2 separate regions of the Homo sapiens genome follow, and region 2 is linked to region 1. Evidence: chromatin loops called from intact Hi-C (ENCODE). Cell type or tissue: Caco-2. All regions are shown on one strand. Links, peaks and the distances in the headings refer to the core of each region. The heading gives the core; the rest is flanking DNA. Region 1 overlaps GAB2 (GRB2 associated binding protein 2). Region 2 overlaps GAB2 (GRB2 associated binding protein 2).

Region 1 (6,690 bases), core at 2,419-4,918:
AAGATCAATGTTGACTTACAAAAGGAATACAAATTAAAAATACACTTAAATATTACTTTTCTCTCATTAGACTGGCAAACATACAGAACTTTGGTAATCATCTTGGCAAGACTGTGGAAAAAGAGGCAGGAGTGTAAATAGTTACAAACCCTCTGGAGAGCAATGTGGCAAAATTACATATAATCTACCAAAAGTGTAAGAGTATATATCCTTTAACCAGGCAATGCCAGAAACTTATCCTAGAGATAAACTAACATGTGCACAATGACATATGTGCATTTTGGGATCTATTTAAAAGAGTAATATTGAAAACAATGTAAATGCTCATCAGTAAAGACTTAGTTATGCCTTCACCAATTGATGTACTACCACTCAGCTGCTTTTTAAAAAGGCATGGGGAAGAAAACTGTTCATGTATCAATATGGAAAGAGCATCAAGATATATTATGAAGTAAAAAAAAAAAAAGCAAGTATAGAGAAAGTTGTCCTTTATTTGTATAAATGGAGGAGTTAATACGTATTTGTATGCGTATTTATAATCTCTATTAGATATATTCTAACATATCTAATATGTTAACAGGCCAACATACATTATAAAGATAAATACACCAGGTTATTAGAAATGAGCAGATGGTGGCAGAAGGATAGAGAAGAGACTTCTCACAGTATACTTTTCAAATATTTTGTGTTTAAGCCATGTGCATGTATTATCTATTAAATTTAAACATTTTAATAAGTATGCATAATAAAATACCTAGAGTAACTTCTAATGAAGTAGTTAGAGTGTAACTTCCAAATAAGCAGAGGGATAAAAAGGAAATTAGAAAAAGGAAACAAAATGTTCAATCCAAAAGGTAAGATTAAAAAAAACAACAGAAAATTTCAGTGTAAGGTAAGGTACAACACTACACGGTTGCAACAAATCAAAACATTTCCATAATCACAATAAATGTAAATCAATTTAATTCACCATTTAAAAGATAAAGCCTGTCTCACTGTATTAACCACAATAAATGTGAATTAACTAAATTCTCAAGTTAAAAGAAAGACTTTCCAGACTAAACAAAAACATAATCTAGCTACATACTGTTTTTTAAAGATACACCTAAAATACAAGAGCACAGGTAGGTTGAAATCAAAGGATGGAAAAAATTACATAAAGCATATACATTACTCAAAAGAATGCTGCTGCAGGTATATGACTACCAAGCAAAAAAAGATATTAAGGTAAAAAGGCAAAGAGGGTCAGGCACTTCACAAAGATAAGAGGTTCAAAGGCCCAGAAGTCATGTACTTCTAAAAAGTATGTGTACCTAGTAATATGGCCTCGAAATATATAAAGCAAGAATTGCCATTACTATAAGTAGAAAGTGACAAGTCCATTACATAATGGGAGATTTTTAAACAACCTCCCAGTAACTAATATAAAAAAGATGAGGCTCCTTTTGCCAACTCAAGTTAACCTTCCTTGGAACTAGATCACCATATCAGATACACAATTTCTTACTTAATTCCTAAGAAAATTAATCAGAACGGAAAGACATTCTTCCTGTCTGGTTCTGGTGACCAGTATTCAAACACAGAAATGAGAAGTTACACATGAGCTGCATAAGCAACCACATAGCTAGAGACTAACACTAATGGCTTTGTCAGCAATTCTGTGTGCTTATGCTTCAATTAATCTCTAAATTCCTCAAGGGAAGATGTTGGTCTCTTACACACATTTGTATCACTTCCCATACCTACCACACTGCCTGGTATATAGTAGGTGCTCAATAAATGTTTTATGAGTCATCTACTAAAATACTCCTCTTAAAAATATGTATTCTCTCCAACATCTATGAAGCACCTATTACATACCAGGTACTGTGTTAAGTACTGAGAATACACAGATGAATAAAAATGTCTGCTTTCCAGGGGACCACAACCTAGTAAAAGATAAATAGAAATATATTTTCTTTTTTTTTTTTTTTTGAGACAGGGTCTCACTTTGTTGCCAAGGCTGAAGTGCAGTGGGACACCCACAGCTCACTGCAGTCTTCACCTCCCAGGCTTAGGCAATCCTCTCACTTCAGCCTCCCAAGTAGTTGGGACTATAGGCACGCACTACTATGACCCTGCTAATTTTTGTATTTTTTGTAGAGATGGGGTTTTGCCACGTTGCCTAGACTGGTCTCGAATTTCCAAGCACAAAATCCACCCACCTCAGCCTCCCAAACTGCTGGAAATGTAGGCATGAGCCACTGTGCCTGGCTTAGAAATACATTTTCTTAAAAAGCTGTAAGTAGAGTTTTAAATGGAGTGGTAGATATACAAGCCCAGTGAAAGTACCCACAGACCTAAGGGAAAGGTTCTCACCCATTTAACATATATTTATAAGCACTTACTGTATGCCAGAATCAGGTAGGTGTTAAGAAGAGATATTTGAGTTAATTCTTGTCAAGCAGATGTGGGGTTGAAGTCAGACAGAAGGTACTAAGGGCAATGAGAAAAAAGAATGTAAGGTCCAGGAGAAAAATGTGATTTGCTTGAAGTCAAAGAGCTTGGATAAAGACTAGAACCTACATTCCCTAGTGTCCTTTCCACATTGCTTCTGGAATTCCTGGCCTCAAGCTATCCTCCCACCTCCGCCTCCCAAAGTACTGAGAATATAGGCATGAACCACCGCATGTGGCTCCCACATTGCTTCTCTACACTCCTTCCCCTTAGAACCATCTTTACTCCAATACAGATTCCTATCTAGGTCAATGGATTTTGACAAAAATTCAGTAAGAAATGTCTTTTAAATTGTAGCACAGTATCTATAAATACAATGAACTTAAAAGTTTCAATAAATATCCTTAACTGGACACAATACATGCTACTTTTTGTATACTATTTTACTTTGAAAATACTGGTAGCAACTCATTACCATTGATTTCATCACCTACGAATAGAGCTCAATCCCCATTTTGTAAAATGCTTATTGCTTGCAGTGGTTATTCTACCTCTAGCTTCTCACTTAATAGCCATCCCCCCAAATTCCTCTCCAAACATATTACTAACAACTATGATAGCAAATGCTGTGATAGGCCTTGAGTTTGCTATATGTGTTTAAGTTCTTCAAAAAAGCATAAACCAGGGATTTTATCAAACTTTCCTGAGAAATTTTCCCCAAACTATACATATTTACTACATATCTACTGATATCAGAAGATTCAGTAGATACAGAGTGAGATTTGGACATATGTAATGTTGGGAAAAGCTTCCCAGGTAATAGCACCTTTTTAAAAATATATATATATACGTCTATATAGTATTTTGCAAGTAGGTGGCAATGCTATGCTTGAAATACAAGGGTGGGAATGGCTGCAGTCATTTTTTTTATTTCAACAGGGTTTTGGGGAACAGGTGTTATTTGGTTACATGAATAAGATCTTTAGTGGTGACTTCTGAGATTTTAGTGTACCTGTCACCCCAAGGTGATAGCAACTTAATGATCTGAGGTCCCTTCCACTGTTATGAAACAAATATTTGTGTAGGAAAAGGAGTCTGGTAACGGACTAGACACAGACAAGAAAATGAAATCTCAGATAAGCAGAGGGACTTAAGTGTGATTAAAAAGCCACCAGTAAGGCAGGCATTAGAATCCAGCTCACCTGATTGCCAGTCCATTTCAGAAAGTTCCCACTAGGAAAATGAAGTCTCCCTATCAGTGTCCCTTCTCCTTCTGCAGTGACCTTTTCTTTATCAGAAACTCCCCAGGGCACCTTGGCTTACTAAATGCTAATTAGATTTCCTCCACCTGCTCTGGGATTTAGAGGGCAGTGCTAATGCAGCGCCCTCCTCAACTAACAAAGCCACTGGCATTCCTGGTATGCAGGGGCTGGCCTCCAGTTTAGTCAACATCAATTAAAGGGCTCCTATCCAAAGCCCTAAGGAGGAAGACAGAAAAGGGAGGGGTATTCCTTGATCCAAAAAATGAAGTACAGTCACTGATTGGGATTGATTGTTACTGTGGAGCTGGGTGGGACCAGGGAAAATTCTGGGAGGTAGGAATGGAATCTGGGTGAGGCAAGCAAACTGATGACCATTCATCATCTTCTCACTCCCCCAAGGAATGCTATTGTTGAGCTTGAGGGGATGAAGCCTTGGATCGCAAAAAGCCTTCATCCAAAAATAACTTAAGAAACACTTCCCTTTCTCTTCTTGTTTCAATACACAGGTCCAAATTCCGCAGTCCAGAATGACAAGTCCTCCATAATTCTATCCCGCTCTATGGAGGCATCAGAATTTCGTGAATATTCAGCCACTAACTGGCAAAGTTCAGCCTGGATGTTCAGCCATTAACTGCTGTGTAATTATGGACCAGTTACAGTTTTCTCTGGGCTTTGATTTTTCTCATTTGCAGCACTCAGTTGATTTCAAAATTAAATAAGACAATGAATATACATATGTTTTATAAACTATAAGGTGGTGTAGAGTTCTAATACAACTCCTAACACAAACTCAATTCAATGCAAACATTTACTGAGTTCCTAGAATAGTGTTTATACAGAGTTGGCACACAAACATTATCAAGTATTAGCTGTTAGATGCACAAAAACCATACCGAGTTCTTAATGATAGGGAAATCACAGTCCAGTGTAGGAGACAAGCTCTTTAACATAATATGATGAGTACTAAAATAGGCTGGGCACAGTGGCTCACGCCTGTAATCCCAGCACTTTGGGAGGCCGAGGCAGGTGGATCACCTGAGGTCAGGAGTTCAAGGCCAGCCTGGCCAACATGGCGAAATTAGATTTCCGTCTCTACTAAAAATACAAAAATTAGCCAGGTACAGTGGTGCATGTCTGTAGTCCCAGCTACTTGGGAGGCTGAGGCAGGAGAATTGCTTGAACCCAGGAGGTGGAGGTTGCAGTAAACTGAGATCACACCACTGTATTCCAGGCTGGGCGACAGAGCAAGACTCCATCTCAAAAAAAAAAAAAAAAAAAAAAAAGATGAGTACTAAAATAGAATATGCACAAAGTGAGGATGGGGGGTTAATTTACCCTGCTACCAAAGAGCAGGGGTTAAGGATTATCAAAAACCTTCTATATTCACTATATTTTCTCCAAGCCCTATCCCCAATTACATTCTATTCCCCATCCAGACTATGATGGCGAATAGAATGTAATTGGGGATAGGGCTTGGAGAAAATATAGTGGAGAAGCAACTCAAATGGTTGCTTCTCAAATGATCCTCCAGAACAACATATTCATTAGAATCTCCCCATCTTTATTCACAAAGTTACATGAGAAATTTTAAAAACCCACTAACCATCCAAGGAGTATTTAAGCTTCCATTATGTGCAAGGTATTCTTAAGGATGCAAAAAAATACAAGACAGGTCCCTGAACCCAATGAATTTACCATCTAGCAAGGGAGATAAGTCATATACAAAATTATGATACTAAGGTATATTCCTGAGCCATACAGTATCTCAGGGGTAAAGGGGAACATAGCTCAAATATCTGGAGGAGCTCCAAATTGAAAACTTCTGTTTTCTTTTCCCCCATCAACTTGGACCAAGAGTCACAAATACATTCTTCCTCCATCTAGCAATATCCTTTAACCTACTTTGTGCCAGACAACATTCTGGTCATGAGAAAAAAGCAATGAACAAAACAGACAAAAATCCTGCCTTCGAAGGGCATATGGTCTGGAAGTGTAAAGGGTCAGGTAGGTACATATATGAGTGACTGGTGTGTGCATGTATGTGTGCGTGCGTGCATGTGATACAGCAGACTAGAAAGCATATGCTTTGGCTTAAATGGAAAGCTACCACCCAGTTCCAGCTAATTGCTGCTAGGCAGAAATTTGGGCCCAGTGTTCCCAGATCTGGAAGCTGGACATTTTACGGATTTTATGTAAGAGATCTCAGCTTTTAACAATCTACGACTAATTAAAAGTGTTTAAAACACTGCAGGCCAAGCAAAACACTTTATAGATGGAATTCAGGCTAAAGATACCAGTCTATAATCTGTCTTAGAACATGTATCATGATTTTTGGCTTAGAGATGCAGTCACTTCATATAGTGTTATAAACCAAGTGCTACTGGGCTGCAGGCAGAAGATCCAGCCTCTCAGCCAGTATTAAGGAGGTGAGAGCATTTAGCCTGAGCTCCTTCAGAAAACATCTCAGAATATGTCAGTGCTTAATTTTCTTTTTCTTTTTTTTTTTTTTTTTTTTTGAGACGGAGTCTTGCTCTTCCCCCCAGGCAGTGGCGCTATCTCTGCTCACTGCAAGCTCCGCCTCCCGGATTCACGCCATTCTCCTGCCTCAGCCTCCCGAGTAGCTGGGACTACCGGCACCCGCCACTGCGCCCGGCTAATTTTTTGTATTTTTAGTAGAGACGGGGTTTCACCGTGTTAGCCAAGATGGTCTCAATCTCCTGACCTCGTGATCCGCCCGCCTCGGCCTCCCAAAGTGCTGGGATTACAGGCGTGAGCCACTGCGCCCGGCTGTCAGTGCTTAATTTTCTATTCTTTGTTCACTTCTCACAGCACTTACTGGCCACATCCATGAGTTGCCACATGCTGAGGTATTTCTTTGCTAAGAATGGCAAGACCATTTTGTTCAACCAGGAAGTCCATGAACAGCAACTCAACCAATGCATCTGCCTTGATGGTTTGATTATTCAACAGATTAATACTGTTCATGAATATG
Region 2 (6,690 bases), core at 2,069-4,568, 85 kb before region 1:
GGAAAGACGGTCTCCCAATCGATAGAAAACACCTGAAACTGGTGATCAGCAGCTTTCTGATACCATCTCAGGAGATAGGCAAGTCTCAAGCACGCACACTATGAGGCAAAATGGTCGAGTTTAACTGGTATTTGGCCTTCCTCTAGGAACACTTGGCTGGTAAAAGAATGCCTCAAGTGGGCATGTGTACAGCTTTAGTAAACACACTGTGCATGCAGCCCCTCCTAAGTGCTGGCAGGCCACTGCACATGCAGATAGCCCTCTCCAAGGGAAGAATCAGGAGAGAAGGGACACAACCCCCTGGAAGCATGCCAATATATAAAACTCCAGATCAAAGGTCAAACAGTGCACTGAAATCTCTCAAGTTGCCCGCTTGGCCCTCTTCCAAGTGTTCTTTACTTCCTTTTGTTCCTGCTCTAACACTTTTTAATAAACTTTCACCCCTCTTCTAAAACATGGCTCAGTGTCTCACTCTGCCTTATGCCCTTTGGCCGAATTCTTTCTTCTGAGGAGGCAAGAATTGAGGTTGCTGCAGACCCAGATAGATTTGCCACTGCTAACAACATTTATGAAAGCTTTGAGACTGGTGTGTTTGTGAAGTTTTTCTTCCCCTGCTTTTTTTTTTTTTTTTTTGAGACAGAGTTTCACTGATGTTGCCCAGGCTAGAGTGCAATGGCATGGTCTTGGCTCACTGCAACCTCTGCCTCCCAGGTTCGAGCGATTCTTCTGCCTCAGCCTCCCAAGTAGCTGGGATTACAGGCGCCCACCACCATGCCTGGTTAATTTTTGTATTTGTAGTAGAGATGGGGTTTCGCCATGTTGGCCAGGCTGGTCTTGAACTCCTGATCTTAGGTGATCCACCTGCCTCGACCTCCCAAAGTGTTGGGCTTACAGGCGTGAGTCACCGTGCCCAGTCTGCTTTTTTTTTTGTTTTTTGTTTGTTTTTTGAGACAGGGTCTCCCTCTGTCACCCAGGCTGGAGTGCAGTGGTGCGATCTTGTCTCTGCAACCTCTGCCTCCTGAGTTCAAGCAATTCTCTCACTTCTGCCTCCTGAGTAGCTGGGAATACAGGTGCACGTCACCACAGCCTAATTTTTGTATTTTTAGTAGAGACGGGTTTTCACCATTATTGGTCAGGATGGTCTCGAACTCCAGGCCTCAGGTGATCTGCCTGCCTCAGCCTCCCAAAGTGCTGGGATTACAGGCGTGAAACACTGTGCCCAGCTCCCTGGCCTTTTAATTCGTTTCTTATTCCCCACCCCCAACATTTTTGTTTTTTTTTTTAGGACACAGGGTCTCGTTCTGTCATCCAGGCTGGAGTGCAGTGGTGTGATCACAGCTCACTGCAACCTTGAATTCCTGGCATCAACCAATCCTCCTACCTAAGCTTCCCTAGTAGCTGGGATTACAGGCATGCTACCATGCCCAGCTAATTTTTATTTTTTATCGAAATAAAAATGTTACAGTGAACCATGATTGTGTCACTGCACTCTAGTCTCGCTATGCTGCCCCAGCTGGGGCCCCTTTCCCTCTACCACTTTTTTTTACTGAATATGCATTGCTCTCCATCAGGAATAAAATAAAGGAAAAAAACAAAAACAACCTCCATGAAACCTATAAATGACAAAGATTTGGGGAAAACAGGAAATTCCACTCAGGAAGCAAGAAGATTATACCAAAGAACTTAATAAATAGGGGCTCATTATCCTTCCCCAAGGAAGATAAAAATCACAGAATTCCTAGGTTAGGATATCTAGTTCAGGAATGACTGGCTACATAATTTGCAGAGCCCAGTGTAAAATGAAAACGCAGAACTTCCTGTTAAAAAAACTATTAAGAACTTCAAGATAGTAATAGTGGAGTGTTAAACGAAGTGCAAGACCTTCTAAGGATGGGGCTCTTTGTGACTCCACAGTTCACATGTCCACGAACCTGGTCTTACATCTAGGGGCTCCCTAACCTGGCTGGTCCTCAGAATCACCTGAGGAACTTTTTTTTAAAGAATGAGACATAATTTACACGCCATAAATTTCAGCATTTTAAAGTGTAAAATACAGTGGTTTTTAGTATACTCATGAAAGTGTACAAATATCATCACTATCTAATTCCAGAACATTTTTACCACTCCAAGAAGAAACCCCATACTCATAAGCAGTCGCTTCTCACACTGTCACTCTCAGTCACCACCAATGTACTTTCTGTCTCTGTGGATTTGCCTGCTCTGAGCCTTCATACAAACGGAATCATAAAAAGATGGTCCTCTCTGTCTTCTTTCACTTAACATGTTTTCAGTACTTCATACCATTTTATGGCTTAGTAATATATATGTATATACCATATTTGATTTATTGATGGATATTTGGGTTGTTTCCACTTTTTGGCTATTATGAATAATACTGCTGTGAACATTCTTGTACAAGTGTTTGTGTAAACATGTTTTGGGAATATGCCTGCGAGTAGAATTCCTGGGTCAATTCTACTGCCCCAGAAAAAACTCTGCTCTTCAACCATCCCAGAGAGTTTGAGATGAGCCTAAACAAATGTTAAGGAGCATTTCTACAATTTAACACTCATTTCAAAAAGGTGAGCTACTCTTTTGTGAAGATTATAAAAACCCAAACATAAATCACTGTTTCCTCCTTTTATCTGTCCCCTCCCAAGTAAACATAAATGAACACTGAATCGTCAATAATCATCACAAAGAACCCGCACAAACAAGGGTCAAGTGTGACTGTGCAGGATGGCCTGAAATGGGCTAGGACAGACAGAGATGAAGGAGAGAAGGGACCAAGGTGAGACCTTCCCTATGGGATGGGTGACAGATAATGGGACACAGAGTGCTGGACAGCACAGGGAAGAGAGAAAACAGGAGGGATGAGGAACGGCAGTGGTGTTGAGGCACCTAAGGAAACACCACAAATACCTTTAGCTTTATCACAACCCCAACACTTTTTTTTGGTTTCCAGTTAGAGCATAATTAGGGCCAGGTGTCCCTCTAATATTTGGCCAACCCCTTCACACTCTTTACCCTTTATCTATGAACGCTCTTCCAACAGGAAACCTTAGCTAGAGCCTGCTCTCAATGCTCCAGGAATCCAAGGGCCTCACCTCAACCCCCTATGAGAAAGATCTGTGTGCGTTCTCATACCTGTGCTCTCCTCAGCCTGATTGAAGCCACAGATCTGGCAGATGCTCTGGACCCACTTATTCATGTCCTCTTCTGTCTCAGCCACCAGGTAAAAGGTGCGTTCACTGGTCTTGATGTCAAACACAAAACTATCCTGCAGCTCCTTCTTGTTAAAGGTCAGGCCTGCATCTACCTGCTCACAGAAGTTCAGGTTGATGATCCGCAGAGGCTTCTTGGAGTGATCGTTCTTGTAGTATTCCAGAACATCTGGGTCACCGCTCATCCGGCCACTCCGCAGGATAAACCAGCGTTTCTTCCAGGCCTAAATCATATCAGGAAGGAGTAAGAAGAGGGGGAAGAAGTCATTAGTTATTTCAAAGCTTTTTTCTTTCAGAGACAGGTCTTGCCCTGTTGCCCAGGCTGGAGTGCAGTGGCACAATCAAAGCTCACTGCAATCTTGAACTCCTGGGCTCAAGCGATCCTCCCACCTCAGCCTCCTGGGTGGCTGGGACTACAGACGCACATCACCACGCCCAGCTAATTAAAACATTTTTTTGTAGAGACAAGGTCTTGCTATGTTGCCTAGGCTGGTCTCAAGAGATCCTCCCAACTCAGCCTCCTAAAGCACTGGGATTATAAGTATGAGCCACTGTGCCTGACCTTAATGCATTTTTTTTTTTTTTGAGATGGAGTTTCACTCTTGTTACCCAGGCTGGAGTGCAATGGCATGATCTTGGCTCACTGCAACCTCCGCCTCCAGGGTTCAAGCGATTCTCCTGCCTCAGCCTCCTGAGTAGCTAGGATTACAGGCATGTGCCACCACGCCTGGCTAATTTTGTGTTTTTAGTAGAGACAGGGTTTCTCCACATTGGTCAGGCGGGTCTCGAACTCCCAACCTCAGGTGATCCACCTGCCTCGGCCTCCCAAAAGTGCTGGGATTACAGGCATGAGCCACCATGCCCAGACGACCTTAAAGCTTTTAATAGGTCCTCAGATATCATAGGTTAAAGACGGGGACTGTGGGACCTGCAGGTGCCACATGACCTGTCCCCTTTTCAGATTTCCCAAGTTTCAAAAATGGAGGATTACTTTGGAATGCATGTTTGTGCAGCATCTCACTATGTAAACAGGGTCTTATCACTATAAAGTAAGATGTGGCATTCCCACTGTCTAGATCAGGAAGTTAGATGATGACACTTTAGAGCAACTATTTCTTTAGGCTAGAATACAGATCCAAACTCACAGCATTTTTAGGCAAGGGAGAACTTGCAAAGCCATAATCAGTTTATCCATGGGGACCCCCACTAAGGCAGGGTGAGTTGAAGTAACAATGTTACACACAGTAAGTAGCAGAAAAACAAGTTTTCTAACTTTTTAGTACAACCTGCTTTTAACCAAAACATGATGCCTTAGAAGAATCACAGAGAAACTGCTCTAAAAACATGTAACCTCAGGATTATATTTCCTGTCTTGTTCATTGATGTTTCCTTAGTCCTTATGATAATGCCTTGTACCTTACTAAGCTTTCAATATGTATTACTGAATGAGTAAACTCCTTATACCATTCCATACCACAGAATTGAACACGTGATTACATATTCTCTCAAGTTGTCTTCCATATTCCATCTCTTCAACAAGACTGAGTAATCTGTAAGCAGACATTGCACAAAGACTACATATAACAGAAATCTGCGTTCAGTCTATGCTTTACCATTGACTGGCTGTGTGAATTTTTTTTTTTTTTTGAGACGGAGTTTCGCTCTGTCACCCAGGCTGGAGTGCAGTGGCATGATCTTGGCTCATTGCAACCTCTGCCTCCTGGGTTCAAGCGGATTTATCCTGCCTCAGCCTACGGAGTAGCTGGGATTACAGATGCCCACCACCACACCCGGCTAATTTTTGTATTTTTAGTAGAGACAGGGCTTCACCATGTTGGCCAGGCTAGTCTCAAACTCCTGACCTCAGGTGATCCACCTGCCTCAGCCTCCCAAAGTGCTGGGATTACAAGTGTGAGCCACTGTGTACGCCCGGCACTGTGTGATTTTTGATTAAGTCATTTACCTCTTTGAATCCTGCCTCATCTATATGAAAATCACTACCACCACCACCATTTTCCCTACCTACCCCATAGGGTTATTATGTGAGCCCAAAGCACTTTGTATACACCCTGAAGCACTACAAATGTCAAGGATTTGATTATCACAATTCTTTAGACCCCATGGGATCTACACTCCATTAATTCTACCATCTTTTCACTCTCACCTTTCATCCCTGTCCTCTTTTCTTTCCTTATCCAACTCTATTTCTGCGATCCATTATCATAATTATTCCCTTGCTTCTTTCTCCATTCCTCTTATTTACCCAGCAAACCCCAGCTAAGTCTAATGCTCTGCCAACTCTACCTGTTCCCACTTGGCTGTACATACATGGAGAAAATCATATGACCATGCTGACTGGTCTCACTTTTACTTCAAGTGGCCCCTCATGTTGCCCAACAATCCTACTATATTTACCTAGTCAATGACTTTCTCCTGTTCTTTGGCAACAATCTCTTGGCCTCTCTCTTTAAACCTCCAATGCCTCCACTCTTTTATATCTTATTTCATGAGAAAACACAAACAATCAAAAGAAAATTTACACATGTTCCATGACTACATTTACCATCCTGCCTGCACCTGTAGCTGTGAGCTCTGTTACTAGGGAGCATAGACAGTCCACCCAATGAAGGCCAACCTTTTTCCATTTGTGCACAAAGACATCACTTCAACAATTCTCCCCTTCTTCAGAATCGTTGCATTTTTCCTCCTGACTAGGATGATTCCCATCAAGACATCAACGTTTCCTATCTCAGAAGAAAAAATTAAAAGTTTGACTTGATCCCACAATTCTTCACCAACTATGGCCCAGTTTTTCTACTTCTCTTTATAGTGATACTTCAAAGAGTATTATATACTACTAATCTTTGTTTCCTCCCCTCCTATTCGAAGGCACTATAATCAGGCTATCCCCCATCCCCCCACCACCCCAACTGCACCACTGAAATAGCTCATCAAAGGTGTCAAAGACTTCAGTGCTGATAAATCAACTCATGGGCCTTAACTTGATCTCTCTTGATCTCTCTCCAACATCTGACAACAGTTTATTATTCCATCCTCTTTGAAACACTTTCTTCACCTGGCTTCAGCATGCACTCTCAACTCTCCTTCTATCTACCGGGCCTCTCTTTTTCAGTCTCCAGTGCTGGCTCCTCTTCACCTCCCTGACATCCGAACATTAGAATGCCCCAATGCTCAGTTCTGAGATTCTTTTTTTTTTTTCTACACCCACTCTCTAGGTCATTTTATTCAGTTTCACAGCTTTAAAAAACCATCGAATTGCTGTGATTCCCAAATTTATATCTCTAGCCCTAGAGTTGTATATCCAACTCCTCACTAGTAGGTATCTCAACATTAATGTGTTCAAAACTGAGGTCCTGATATCTCCCAGATCTGTTCTTCCTGCACTCTCTCCCATCTCATTTACCAGCACCTTCAGCCTTCCAGTTGTCAGACCAAAAATCTATGT

Evidence for each region. A loop is a pair of places that touch in the nucleus more often than their neighbours do. Peaks named below come from ENCODE experiments on the same cell type or tissue, not always from the same donor. Only the 100,000 strongest peaks of a DNase experiment are listed, where the experiment ranks them.
Region 2: it touches region 1 in a loop (3-fold over the local background); 4 of 110 quality-filtered maps call a loop at or near these places.

Annotation. Positions count from the first base shown.
Region 1 is chr11:78,361,629-78,368,318 of GRCh38, forward strand. All of the region lies in intron 1 of GAB2 (GRB2 associated binding protein 2), which reads right to left. Among named protein-coding and RNA genes, the nearest start is that of GAB2, 53 kb to the right of the region's middle. RefSeq lists an enhancer at 3,488-4,400. In Caco-2, for the core only: no CTCF peak of the experiment used is centred there; DNase peaks (open chromatin) are centred at 2,633 and 3,903.
Region 2 is chr11:78,277,454-78,284,143 of GRCh38, forward strand. It overlaps GAB2 (GRB2 associated binding protein 2), which reads right to left. Exons shown (of 10, transcript NM_080491.3): 2 at 3,148-3,448. Among named protein-coding and RNA genes, the nearest start is that of USP35, 92 kb to the left of the region's middle. In Caco-2, for the core only: no CTCF peak of the experiment used is centred there; no DNase peak of the experiment used is centred there.